2 separate regions of the Homo sapiens genome follow, and region 2 is linked to region 1. Evidence: chromatin contacts called from ENCODE Hi-C data. All regions are on one chromosome and are shown on one strand. Each heading gives the region's core, a stretch centred on a gene start or an enhancer-like site at or near the end of the contact. The rest is flanking DNA. Distances are from core to core; before and after follow the strand shown.

The links. Hi-C counts contacts between places; a loop is a spot of excess contacts on that map. Pooled maps may share reads with other maps.
Region 2: a loop to region 1 is called in a pooled map, with 3 times the contacts of the local background. The contact joins the promoter of CALD1 here to the promoter of TMEM140 in region 1. A Hi-C loop is called at or near these places in 6 of 50 pooled maps.

Annotation. Positions count from the first base shown.
Region 1 is chr7:135,145,044-135,152,338 of GRCh38, reverse strand. It overlaps TMEM140 (transmembrane protein 140), which reads right to left and starts at 4,267. Exons shown (of 2, transcript NM_018295.5): 1 at 4,069-4,267. It also overlaps a transcript of CYREN not described here. RefSeq lists enhancers at 576-725, 746-955, 3,989-4,488.
Region 2 is chr7:134,775,637-134,782,931 of GRCh38, reverse strand. CALD1 (caldesmon 1) reads right to left here and starts at 3,298. Exons shown (of 15, transcript NM_033138.4): 1 at 3,183-3,298. The region is part of intron 1 of LOC124901750 (a long non-coding RNA gene); the gene reads left to right.

The DNA of each region.
Region 1 (7,295 bases), core at 3,018-5,517:
TCACAACACCCTTGTGTGGATGTTATTATCACTGTTCCCATTTGACGTAGTGAAGACAGTGTGGAATACTGGTTCTGAGCATGGACCTTGAAGCTATGGCTTCTGGGTTCAAGACTCTGCTCTTCCATTCACCAGCTGTGTGACCTTAGTTACTTAACATCCTTCTGCCTAGATTTTTCATCTGTAAAATGGCTTTAATTATATAACTTATTTTGTAGATGTTATGGAAATTAAATGAAGTAATTTGTGCATGGCATTTAGAACATGACCTGGTAAGTATTATTTAAATTATTACTACGATAGAGAGAAAACTGAGGCTCAGAGAAGTTAAGCCCAGGCTACCAGCCTGACAGTGGTGAGATTCTAGGAAGACAAATAGTGCCAGGGTTCATTCCCAGAGATGAACTCTAGGAAGCTGGTCTCATTTATGTTTGGTTGTGATGACTCCAGGATGCAGCTGCCTGTTGAGAGGTAGCACAGTGTGGTGGTAAGGAGCATGGGTTTTAGAGCCAGATGACCTGGGAGCATGTCGTCGTTCTGTCACTCACTAGTCATATGACCTTGGGCAAGTTACATAGCCAGCCTGAGCCTCACATCCTCATCTGTAATGCATCAGTTGTCACGTTCCTCATGGGCTGTTGTGAGACTGAAGGAAGTTCACTCACATATAGAGGGCTTGGGGCCTGACACAAACTGGGTCAATGTGTCTGCTCTGGTCATGATGCTGAAGCAATAGCTCAGTGGGAGAAACGGGAATTGACGGAGAGTCAGGTAGACATGGTTGGGTGTGTCGCCTGAATGGAGAGAGGAGAACTGGGAAGAAAATGTTAGCAGAATAAAGCCGGGGCAACAGAGCTTGCCAGGGCATAGAACAAGGGCGCAGGTTTACTTGTCAGAGGCCACCAGTCCTGGCTAAAATATTTCTGGTGGAACACATTGAAGATCAGTGTGCTCATGGTTTAGGTGTGGCTGTCACAAAAATAAAAAGGGAAGAAGAAAGGGAAATGTGTCATATTTCCTTTGGTAGAAACATGAGTCCAGGTTCTAATTCTTTTCAAAACAGGGCTACTGCAGTGTTTTTCAACAGTGTGTAGGTGGTGGCAGCTCCTGGATTTCACCAGTGTTTTCTGTGGACAGCCATCCCAACCACCAAGTTTTTAATGAATGCTGTGATGTTTTGATTTACTTAATTATTCCATGTAAATAAAACAGCTTTATCAGACAAAATAGGACTATACCATGAGATTATAACATAAAGTCAGAAGCATGAGTCCAGGCACCCAGATGACAAGCCATTGAGATAGCTGTTTAAATGGTTCCATTAATATTAACTTGCTATTTGTGCAATTGTTTTGTTGACTATTAGCTCTCACTAGCAGATAATCCAAGTGGGAACAAAGATTACAAAAAGTTTAGAGGGAGAAGAAAATCCTTAAAAATGAGAAAATGTCTACAAATGAGCCATCTTAATTTGTTTGTTTGTTTGAGACAGTCTTGCTCTGTCACCCAGGGTGGAATGCAGTGGCACCATCTTGGCTCACTGCAATCTCTGCCTCCCGGGTTCAAGAAATTCACCTGCCTCAGCCTCCTGCCACCACGTCCAGCTAATCTCATTTGGTTTCTGTTGGCAGGACTCCACGGTCCAGTTTGTGGGCGGCCAAGATTCACAAGATTCAGAGTTTGAGAATCAGTAGTACCAGAAACTGGTGACTGCCTTTGGCTGTCAATGGTTAGTTTTCCCGCACCAGCCCTCTCTTCCGCAATTACAAAGGCAATTTGCCACCCACTTCGACTCGTGGGGTCAGCATTTCATCTTGTAACTCTGTTAGTGACACATTTTGGATGACTCCCTGAATCAGAGGCCCTGGGGAATCAGTGCCACACAGGACAAACCAGGTGCCTGCTCTCATTGAGCTTGTACTCTAGTTGGGAAGGCAAACACCAAATGTATTTTTTAAAAGGTAATTATAATTTTTGAAAAGGTTTGGGAAAGAAATAAACAGGGTGAGTGAGAGAGAGAAACTGGCAGGAGGAAGTGATGACTAGATTATAGGGTCAGGGAAAGCCTCTCTTCAGAAGAGATATTTGTTTTGAGTCCTGAAAGGGTTCTTCATTAACTAATACTGAAGCAATTGATCAGCTAACTAGAAAAGAGAAACAAAACTATTTTAGGTCCTCATCTCACTCCACATACCCAAATAAATTTCACATGGATCCAAGAGTGAAAGGTAAAACCAGATAAAAAAATCAATGATCTGGAAAAAAGGATATATTTGATTTATGAGTGAAAAATAAAATTTGGAACTTAAGAGCAAATGGAAACTACAAATAAAGAATTGCACAGGTTTAACTATTCTAAAATAAAGATTTCTATTCACCAAAAACAACATAAATATAATTAAAAGTCAATGAGCATGGAAAATATCTACCACAACTATGAAATGATTAATGTACTTAATGTTTAAAATGTTTACGCAAACTGTCAAAAAACATTACACCTCATTAAAAATGGACAAATATGAAGAGATAATTCACAAAGAATGCAAAGTAGTTAACTAACATGAAAAAAAATTCTGTAACTTTTCTAATGTAATTAAAGATACGCCAAGTAAAAAACCAGAGTTTCCCTATCAACACTGTAGGTAAAAACACTTGATGATACCAAAAATATGGTTAAACTGGCATTCTCACACAATGATGGTGGATGTGAACATTTGTACAAACTTTCAGGGAGGCAGATTGGCAATAAACATTAAAAACCCTAAAAATAGTCATATCTCTTTGGCCCACTTTTATAAATCTATCCTAAGACAGCAATCAGAAATCCAGTCAATAATTTATACATAGGAATGTTCAGCACAGCATTACTTTTGGCACAAAATGGGAAGCAGCTTGAAAGTCCAATATCAGAAGTAAACTATGATGTATCAAGGATAAAATACTATGCATCTTTTAGAAAAAGCAGGTATAAAATCACTCTACATAGTGTGACTACATCCATATAAAGAGGCATAGGAGAAAGAGACTAAAGAAGTATTTGAAAATGTTAATGTTAGCTGTGGTAGCTCTGGGTGGTGACATTACAGGCAATTGTTCTCTATTTGCAGTAAAATATTTTTAGAATTATGTGCTACATTTATGAAAAAAAAAGAAATTTATAAAACAGGCATTCAAAACAGCCTTAGTAATTAGATAAAGCAGGGACTAAGCTGGAAAGAAAGTTGAGAAAGGGGAATATGTGCAAGATTGAAAAAATATCTCATGGACTGAGTCTCAGACCTGAGATTTTGGGGAATGGGGTATGGTAAGTGGATACTGAAAAATGCTCTTCAGTTATCATGAGGGAAGAAGGAAATATGTGTCTTTTCCCTCTTTCAAAGGAGCCTTTGATTTTATAGGCGAAGAAGCATAGTGGAAGTTATTAGTGAAACTAAGCCCACATTAAAAAAAATCTCTTAAAATATGCATCAAGAGAACTAAAATACCACCATGGATTTCCACTGGGGCATGAGGAGCAATCTGGTCTAATGACTAACATAAGATCTAAACATCTCTTAGGTCCCATTCTTTGAGGCAAGAACACAAGTTTTTCTGTTGATATTAATCTTCAGTGTGTATTTTAAAGTTTTATGATGTGTTCGTAACTACCATTGAATAGTGGTTTAGTTAGTGTTGGTCGGTGACCTGCTTTTGTTTACCTATTTCTGATGAACAGTGTATTGCACAAGCCACAGCCATGTCCTTGTACACACTGCGTGCAAGACTCTGCTGTGTGCAGTCAGCCCTGCATCGTTTCTAACCAGTTATACTGGCCTTACTTTCATCATCTTTGAGGCCAGAGCTACACATGTTGATGCCGAAGAGTGGAAGGAAGGAGAGCAGAGAGTAAAGGGGGTAGATTATGTAGATTATACAGACATGAGCGAGGGAGGGTCACAGATACTGAACAACCAGTGAGTTCCCCTATGTGGATTGCCAGAACATGAAATATCTGAGAAGAAAACAAAATTGTCTTACAAGGTAGTAGACGTCTGGGTAAGCTGTGATGCTTGCAGGATCGGTACTTACAGAAAGGAGGTGCAGAGACCACAGGAACACTCATGAAAAGGAGAAGCAGGAAATCAGGGTTGGTTGTTTGAATCTTCCTTCTCGCTGGCTTTCTAATGTCAGACTCCAGAAAGGAGGAGTGGAAGGGAAATGGCAGGCAGATGCAGTCCTGAGCTGGTGCCCCCTTGCCTTCGCAGTCGTGCCTAGTAAACAGCTCTCTGAACTTTGGTACATTTGTTCTGACTGATGTCACTATCAGCTGATTTCACTTTCGTTTCCTAACTTGCCAGTGGCCCATGACTTTTCAGAAATGAGGTATGTAAACAACTTTTTATTGTCCATTATGACATACTCTTTACCTACACTGTAGCCGGCAAACCAACTGATTTAAAGAGCCAGGTAAATGTCTTGATTATATCACACAATAATTCCAGAAAGGGAAGGAGCCAAAGAACTCTCGAAGCTCCCAGTGATTTAAACTGCAAGATAAACACAACCCGGAATTTTATTCAGAAGAAACCCATCAGGATCATCTGGTCCAAGCTCCCAGCCAGTGTGGCAGTCAGGACCCAGGTCACCTCCTACTCATTTCCTTGGGAAGCAGCTATGCCGTCTGTCCCCCAACCCCTTTTAGAGATCAATTTTGTAATGATGACTGGGCTTCTCTGGACACAAAACTTTGTGTCCTGAGCATTCTCACTGCAGTGTTTAGGCCCATGTTGGAGCAGCTGGAACATCTATTTTATTTCAAAATAAGAGCCGAACAAAGCTTTTATTTTTGTAAGCATTGGGGCTCCTGGCCAGAGTTTAAAAATTGCTTCCGTTGCTCACATGACCAACTGGAAATTTCAACTGTGGGTTAAACTTGGTTACATGAGACTGCTACCTAGTGCTATTGCTGAATCCTTCAGCGGTTCTCTTCTGCTTCCTTGCCCTTCCTCCAAAGGAGGAGTTATTTGAACTGCTACATTGCCCTCCCCCTGCCCCTAGTTCTTTTAAACGCAAACTCTAGAAAGAGGTGATGGGATCCAGGAGGAAGGAAGAACAGAGGCTTTGAGATCAGAGAGTTCTGCTACATACTAGCAAATTATTTAATCTCTTTGAGCATCAATTTCTTATCTGTAAAATGGAAACAGTACCTACTTTGCATGGTTGCTCTGGGGACTGGAGATAATATAAGTGCTTAGTACAATACTGGGACCATAGTAATGGTAGCTATTATTATGAAAAGTGGAATTTCTGTATATTTAGTCTAGCATCCATATTAATGCCTTTAAGACAGAAAATTAACTTTTAGATACTAATATACAGTAGTTACTCTGAAAACTCAATACTGGTGAGTGAAGTGATATAGAAGAGATAGAAACATATTTATATTTATGAAATTTATTCAAGGTTATCATGTACCTAGTTTTCAAAGAGTCAGTTTTTCAAAACTTACGAAAATCGGCAGTCCCACACTCTCCCTTTCTTCCTCTTCAGAGGCAAGCACTTTCACCTGTGCTCATTCTTTAGGCATTTACCTCAGTTCTCTAAATAACATGCTTGGATTGGTACTTCTTGATTTTTCAGTTTCAGGCATAATCTACTGACTCCCAACCATAAAAGGTGAAGATTTAGCTTTCTTCTTCCCCACTGCATGTTCCAGAAGTATGCTTCCTCTCTTCCTCCTCTATCCAAATTGGTTATAGTTTTGTTTAAATCAATATTCAGTGTTTACAATATTGGAATATGCACAGGTATACTTTATTTTATTGTGCATCTCTCTTTGTGGATCCTGCATCTTTTACAAATTGAGGATTTGTGGCATTTTTGCATCGAGCAAGTCTATTGGCACCATTTTTTCAATAGCCTTTGCTCACTTCATGTCTCTGTGTCACATTTTGGTAACTTTTGCAACATTTCAAGCTTTTTCATTATTATTATGTTGGTTATGGTGATCTTTGATGTTACTATTGTGATTGTTTTGGGGTGCCATGAACCGCACCCATATGACGGTGAACTTAATTGATAATTCAGTTCTGACCGCTCCACCAACTCTGTGTTGGTGTTCTGACCGTGTGTTCTGACCACTCCACCAACTGGACGTTCCTCCATTTCTCTCTCACGTTAGGTCTCCCTATTCCTGAGACACAATAATACTGAAATTAGGCCAATTAATGTCCCTACAATGGCCTGTAAGTGTTTAAGTGAAAGGAAGTGTCACATGTCTTTCATTTAAAATTGGAAACTAGAAATGATTAAGCTTAGTGAGGAAGGCATTGTGAAAGCAAAGATAAGCCAAATGTTAGGCCTTATGTTGTGAAGGCAAAGGTTCAGATGATTGTTAGCATTATTTAGCAACAAAGTATTTCTAAATTAAGGTATGTCCGTTAGGTTTTTTTAGACATAACAGTATCACACACTAAATAGGCTACCTTATAGTATAAACATGACTTTTATATGCACTGGGAAACCAGAAATTCGTGTGATTTGCTTTACTGTAATACTTGCTTTATTGCAGTGGTCAGGAACAGAACCTGCAACATATCTCCGAGGTGTGCCTGTAAATACCATTTACAGCAGCTGAGCCATGTAGAAAATTAAGATTACTTTTCCTATCCTGCATAACTTTTGATCTTCTCTGAAGATAATTGCTTTTTTTAAAAAGTTTGTTTGCTTGCTTGGTTTTCTATTGCTTAACACTAATCCAACCCTCAAATCTTTATCAAATCTTCTATGAATAAATTTCTATGCATCAAGTATTCTATATCTTCCTGAGAAAGGCTTTTCAGACCCTTCCAACCTGCCCCAGTCTGGGGCTTGACACCACACACAGCTGTTGTCCTGGCTTCTCACATCACCACCATGCTGGGGATTCCCTTTACTTCTGTCCTAGGTTGGATCTCCTGCTTCCTGCATCAAAGGCATTTCTCTTTCTCCATTTATTCAGTTCTGGGAGAGTAAATCTCCAGTAACTTCCTGAGAAATGGGTACACTGAAGAGAATTTTTTGAGAACTTACAAAACTGAAAATATCTTCATTCTAACTTGATCTATTCAAATGTGATCAAATTTAGACTGAATATAAAATTTTAGGTTAAAAATAATTTTCATTTATAATTTTGAAGGCTTTGTCCCATTATGTCTGGCTTTCTTGTTTTGTTGAGAAGTTTAAATTTGTTCTGCTTCCTGGCTTCCAAAATGGTCTCCTCTTGTCATCCTTTCAGCTTTATGCCTTAAAAAATAAATTATTTTGGTGGTTTTGAG
Region 2 (7,295 bases), core at 2,049-4,548, 370 kb after region 1:
ATCATCAAAGTAAAAATTCAGACAACATTGGGATAGACCAGTATTCACTGGACACGGCTCAGGGCTCTAGAAATAACCAGGAGCGAGAAGATATCACTCAAGGGTCCTTAAATACGAGAAAGGAAGAGATCATTAGGGATACTAGGTAAGAAGTGGAGGATACCAGCCAAGATGAGCATAATGTCCAGAGGACTCAAATGATAGGCAGTTCAGGGTATAGAATCTGCAGGGAAGAGGGAGCAAACAGCTTCATCTCATTTGGACGTCTTAACCACTGTGGGACATCGGAGAAGCATTACCAATGTCCGTTCTTCACTCAACAGATGAAGTCAAAAGCTGATGATTTCCTCAAAAAGGTCAGGGTTACTTAAGCAGAGGAACCAATACTAGAACTGAGATGTTGTAGTGGTTCTCATAAGTTAAGCCTGTGCCAAAAGTTTCTCTTTAAACTACCCATCTACTCAGGACTTATGGGCATCTCTCCAATAGCAAACTTGGATTAGCCTGACAGATGAAGGACTTTCAGTAAGGAGCTAATGGTATCTTCTCAGGCCCTAAGAGAACTTAACGCAGAAAACGCCCTTTTGAAGTCTGAAAATTCTTTGGCAGCATCTTTCTAACCTCCTCCTTAGTCCTACCATGCTATTTGCATACCACTCTATCAGCATTTTTCCTGTCCCCCGACCACATTTCTGAGACATGTGATAGACTACAGGCAAATGGGGAACTAGCAAATCTCTTTTCATGCCCATCTCTGAATCACTTTTGCGTCTTGCTAAGGAATGACTAACTGGTAATCATGCTATCAAGAAAATGGCAAATGGAGACAATTACATGTGTTTCTACAAAAATGCCTGCTGAGGTGCATTTTATTTATCAGAACAGAGAATACCTGGGCTAGATTCTGGACCTTTACATGGCTGGCCATAAGATCAACTTATTCTATCTACCTAAGACAAGGAGATTCTCAGGCCAGTCACAGGAGCCAATTAGAATTGTTAATGATTCTCATAATAAGGCAGTTGCCTTACTGTCAGGAAATGCTTTCATGTATCTCATTTAAAATCCTTTAAACTGCAGTTTGAGCCTGGTTCTCCTTCTCCTAACTTTAATATAAGAATTGTGTATTTACTTAAGGCAATCTTTTGACTGGAATGATTTAAATTACACCTTCTATTTGCTTCGAATACTTGAAACAACCCTGCACTTTACTTATGGATCAATCCATTGTACATACATTCCTTGTGTGTCCTAGGATCAACTCTTAGTGACTTTTTGTTCTGGAATTTTGTGATTATATTTCTGAAATGAAAGTTACTGTTTTCATTGTGCTCCTTTGGCCTCACTATGTGGGGAAATGTGTTCTAGGTAACATTCAACAGGAAGGAAGTAGCACAAAGAACTGCCTAAAATTCAGCATAAACTCAAATCCTCTCACTCTATCTCTACCTATAACAGCAGAACACCTAAAGTGTTACTTGGAAAAAAATGAGTGTTTTTATGGTTGTTGGGGGTGGGGAGCCCAAGAGAAGGGGGATGGGGGATCTGGAGAGAGTGGTCATAGCACAGTTTGAACTTTCAGGGATTCGGAGATGTTGGTTTCAAAATGGAATTTATCCTCAAATCCCAAGATTATAGATCTCCTTCCAAACTGCATTCCCTTCATGGTTTAGAGAACAGTTAAAAGAAAAATTGCTCTCCATATTTTGATTGACATTAAAAACACTGTGAAAATAGTTTGGAACTTGATCTCTTCGAGGGAAGGACAGTAATTAAACTATAGCTTTTGCCTGCAGCTTTTCTCTCACACTTACTCAGAACTGTTCCAGGGAAGGAAATTCACAAGGAATTCTGTTCTCATATATCACTTCTAGAAGGAGAAATAGGCATTCCCAAGAAAATTATCCCCAAACTTCTAAATACAAAGAGAAAACTTTATTTAATGAATCTCAACCCCAAACTACCGCATTGCATGGAATAAAATCCAGTTGAATCAGTCATTTGCAGCTGGTAGTCTTTAATAGCCAGCACTACTAAAAAATCATCAGATTTACCCTGCTTGCCATATAGCATCTAGTCTTCACTCAGGTTCTAGCTGTATATGTCTGGTTTTGACAAACACATTAGAAGGATTTTCAGTTTACAAGTCCATCTGCATAGTCCTGTTAATAGAAGGCATCTATAAATATCAAGCACTTTGTTCTCATCCACTTTTTTTGACCATGTATTGCCACAGCACTAAAATTCCCCCACCCCTTGCCATCAGCTCTTTCTAAAAGGAATTCCAGGCTACTACCAACTAGCTGCCTTGTACTACTGTTTCAGACACCCAAATATGTCTATCTAGATATAAAAGCCTGCCTCCTTCCTTTCTGAAACACATTGCCAATCGACATCTCTTTAGATTCTCTAGACACACTCAGGCACACTTTCAAACAGAAAAAAAGATTTCTTAAAAAATAGTTTGGTAGGACGTTAAATGTGCTTTCTAAAAAAACACACCCACTAGCGCATGCATTCTCTTGTTATTAGGTTTTATAGGAAACAGACCAGCCTAGGCATCTTCTGTCTTAGCAAATATCCCATCAGTGACATTAACCCAACCAGTGCTAGGTGCTAGTGATCTCTCCATCTCTGACCGTATTTCCTTGCAACTCTGGAAGTCTAGTTTTAAATACTGGCAGCAGACTATAACGCAAAAGCCTTTGGTTAAAAAAATCATTCCCTTTTGGCTTCTCATCAACCTAAAGGATTGTTGATTTTGTTTTTAAAGCAAAACCTCTTCAAATCTTTGGCAATAAAAGATGCAGAAGAGACTGTGTGAGCAGTCTGGTGCAGTAGGCTTGCTAACACTGGCCTTTGGATATCAGGTATAATCTCATATGGCTGTCCTAAACAAAAGGCTATCCTAATCAAAGTTGCCAGTGTTCCCTAAATGTAAGTCTCTATATGGTCACTCTTCTTGTCCCAATTCTAAAAACAAAACTGGAAATCTCATCCTGTTTGCCTTCCGGGAATATCCGTATGGCAGTGAAGCCCAGTCAGGCTCGGGAGTTTGCATGGTTTATTGCCTTGAACATTCTTGCATCTCCAGCTACCTTAGCCAGGAATGTTGACTGAAAGCCGGAGAAAGTCCCCAGATTCTCTCTAGAAGATAAAAAAGAAAGCCTTCTGTGCCTTACCTTGTAGTCTGAAACTTCTTCCCGAGGACTAAGTCGGAAAGGAAGGACTGATTTCTTTAAGCAGGAGCACAGCCAGAGAGCAAGCAGGCGGGCAGGCAGGCAGCCGAATACACACTGCTCTATTCAATAAAACTCCAGACCGCCCTTCCTTGGCCCCTCCCAGAAGTCCATGCTAAGTGAACACATATCCCCTATGTTTACAGTCGGGAGGCGGTGGTATGCATTGTCCTGTCGTTTTTCTAATAGGCAGCCAATGACGACACCCCAGCCAAGGTGGATGCAGCCTGCCTGTGGAGATGCCTGTCATTCCCTAGGCATGCTCAGGAAATCACTCATCAGAAAACCCAAGACCTAAAAAGCTCTGAAACTGCGTGCACGCTGCCAAAACCAGCCTGCTCCATGCCCTTTTTTGGTTATCCTTAGCAGGGCCTCTGGAAGTGAATCCATTGTCAGGAACAATCATAAGAAATGTTAATCTTGGAGAAAGAGGCTGTCTTGTAGAACACAAATGCAGCAATAAAAAGAAAGCACAGTCTCTGAAACAAAAAGTTAACAGATCAGTTTATTGGGCGTGGGGGTGGGGAAGGCTTCTTACCAGAGGGAGTCTTAATAGTATATTTCTTTTCAAAGTACTTGCACATACAAAATGAGTTTAAATTGTTATGCAATTCTAAAACCTGAAGGAGACAGGACCCGGGTCTGCTGAGCAGACTAAATTCTAGCCTGAAAGAGGCACACCTCCCCAAAATACGTCTGCATGTGTTATAAAAATAAGTGACCAAAGGGAAACCAAAAGCGTAGGTCTTTTTTAGCAGGTAATACTGGCCAGAATAAACCTAAGGTCCTACAGGCTTGGATATCCTCACTGGCTTCACTTTCCTCTCCTTATCTCTTTTGTTTCCTCAGATTTGGTGATGTGGAGATAGTACTAGAAATTCCTAGAAATTGATGCACATCAGAGAGGGTATGAAGAGACCCACCACCTGCTTTGGGCTGGGGTAGACAGATGCATATATCCCGCAGAGGTGACATAATGTTCAGGTGACGTCTTGAAAGTGCTCCGACCAACTCTTCATGGTTAGGATGTGTGCTATAAGAGGGTCAGAATTAGTAGATGCTAATGAGAATTAAGGTAACTGGCCCACACATAGTCTTGTCCTTTTCAATACAGAATTCACTCAATTAGTACTTAATTAAAATTGAAATCCCCTTTTTTTGGAGCACTTACTATTTGTCAGGCCTGGGGATAGGTGCAAGATCTATGTCTCATTGTTATATGTTTGAGACTGTTTCATCACTGACCAAGAAGTTTCACAATATTTTTCCTGGCTAATTACAAGTCCAGATACTGGTCTTTAAAAATGGGAGGTTTTACTATATGCCTTTCCCTGTTTATGAAGATGTGACTTAGAAATGATCTCTGTTTACGAAAATGTCCCTGCCCTTTGTGCCTCTTTTAGAACAGTTGGGAAGTAGCCAGTTCGCACTGTTGGTTTCCTTCTTCAGCCTTCCAGCATTAACAAGTTACCCAGAGGCATCCATATCAACTCTCTACACTCATCTCTTTTTTGGGAAGGTTGCTTCCCTCCCCTCTTCCTGACTGCTACTGCTGCACAGCCCAAAAAACTATAGCTGAGGCTCCCAGGCAGAGGGAGAGATGAGCCTCAGGCATCCCAAGAGGAATGCACTTTCCCAGAGAAAAGAATAAATAATGGTTGGTGGGAATCATACAGTCAATGTTGCATTTCAGGTACACTGTGGCACAAGCAGGCATTTGTGGAACACCACTGTTTATAAAATTGTTCCTGTGGGAAAATGTCTTCTGATCCCAGATAAATGATTTAGAAATAAATTTTCGGAACACGGCCAGTTTTGCTGATGGGGACATCCCATATCTGACAGGAAGGAAAGATAGAATAATACTACATAGTCTGGTAAACTGCTGGGCTTGAACATATTGTAGGGCAGACATCAGGAGTTCAGAAAACAGCTGCAATTGGTGATGTCTGTGCAAAGATATGACCTGTGTCCAGAGACGTTCCGGGTGCATGATCTCCAGGTGGTATTCTCCATAACTCAGTGAGGCCTGTTTGAAAGTGCTATTTTCCATTACCGCTGCTGCTTATATCCTAAACCACACTCTCCCTGCTTGTATAAATAATGCCCTTTGGTGGAACAGCATCAGGGTATAATTTTGCAATCTATGAATAAAATAAATACCAGCTTTCCAGAGGAAAGAAAAGTTGTGCTACAAATGGGGAAAATATTATCAACAGGAAACACGGCAGGGACCTGCATTTTGCCTGGTTTTTAGAAGATAAATGGCTAAATATTTTTGGGTTATGTCTTTTGATAAAAAAAATAGTATGTTTCCATAGATAAATTCTGGATATCTCATATATAGGGTATAGTAGATGAGTGACCACACAACCTATTTTATGTATTTGAAATACACTTATCATGGAGGAACTATATAGTTGAAGAATAATTTAACAAATTTCATGTAGTGTGTACCATGATATTGAAAAATTCTTCTTTCTTTGTCCTTTTACTTTTTTTAAACAATCAAGAATTTAAAAAAGAAAGGAAGGGGGAAAAAAAAAGATACATGTTGCTGAATCTCTGCCATGGGAAATTTTACTTTCATAGTATTTACTTTTTCCAGAGGCCATTTGTAAACAGCCCTAAAAATACACGAGATTTATATAGGAAATTTCTGTGAAATATATTTCCCAATTGGATCATCCTAGATAAAGGACTCCTTGTCTATCATAGGCTAGATCAACTTAATCGAACCATAATAAATCTAAAAAGACATTTGGAAATATCTGGACGATTCTTTATATTTTTTTAGTTACAACTGAGTGTTTGCGATCATGTAGATCAGTAGCAAGAAATTATATTTTGCTTGCATGTCAACTTGGGAAAAGTAAAAATAGGCCATTTTTTTAATTCAAAATTAGTTACTTCATTTAGTCATGAAAAACATACCTCCTTCCACCTTAAAATGCCTACTTTATTCAATAGAAAAGAAGATTTGAAAGTTTTAAAAGGCAGCAGAACACCCTTTGCCAGATTCTTTTAGTCAGATAAAACCTTTGCCAACACCCAGGTTTATCAAACAATAAAAGCAGGCTGGTAGAATCTTGATATCAAAATTGGACACAAAAGTACCAAACACAATAGAGAATTTGGATTAAGTGCACTTATGAATGCAGATGAAAAAATTAGTAATTGAATCCAACAGTGTGGAAAAAAGAGATAAGACCAATCCAGAGATGGTTTAAGATCTGAAGATCCACTGATATAATGTACAACATTAGCAGTTTAAAAATAAAATAAATAAGAGAAGTAGAAAAAAGAAAAGAGAAAGATCGTCTCAATAGGTGAATGATACTTGGTAAACTTAGTAATCACTTTGGAAAAAAAACTCTTGGAAAACTAGAAATAGAATCTTTTTAAACATAATGAGAGGCATTTACCAGAAATATATAGCAAACGTCATGCTTAATGATAAAATGTTAAGAGCATTCCCATTATAATCAATGAAAAGACAAAGCCACTACTATCTCTTCTACAACTAAAAAAATGTGCTAGATACCTAACCAAGACAAATAAATAGAAAAAATAGCCACTGGGATTAGAAAGAGAAATAAAGGTCTTTATTTGCTATACAATTATCTGTGTAGAGAATTTGAGAGGATCTATAAATATATTGGAACTAATAGAAGAGCTTAGCAAGATTGTTGGAATTAAGTTCAAGATGCAAAAACCTAGAGTTTCTGTAATCAGCCATCTCTAATTTTTAAATGTAGTGGAAAAAGATGCTATTCATAATAACAAAAAGTGTTCATTACCTGGGAATAAATGTAACAAAATATGTGCAAGAAAGTTATAAAACTTGAGTTAAGGGCATGAAAAACCTGACTAAATGGTGAAATATGTCATCTTCATGAATGAAAAACCTGAAAGTTGTAAAGATATATATTCTCCTCAAAGTAATCCATGCATTCATTATTCTTTTCTTTTTTTTTTTTTTGAGACGGAGTCTCGCTCTGTTGCCCAGACTGGAGTGCAGTGGCACGATCTCAGCTCACTGCAAGCTCCGCTTCC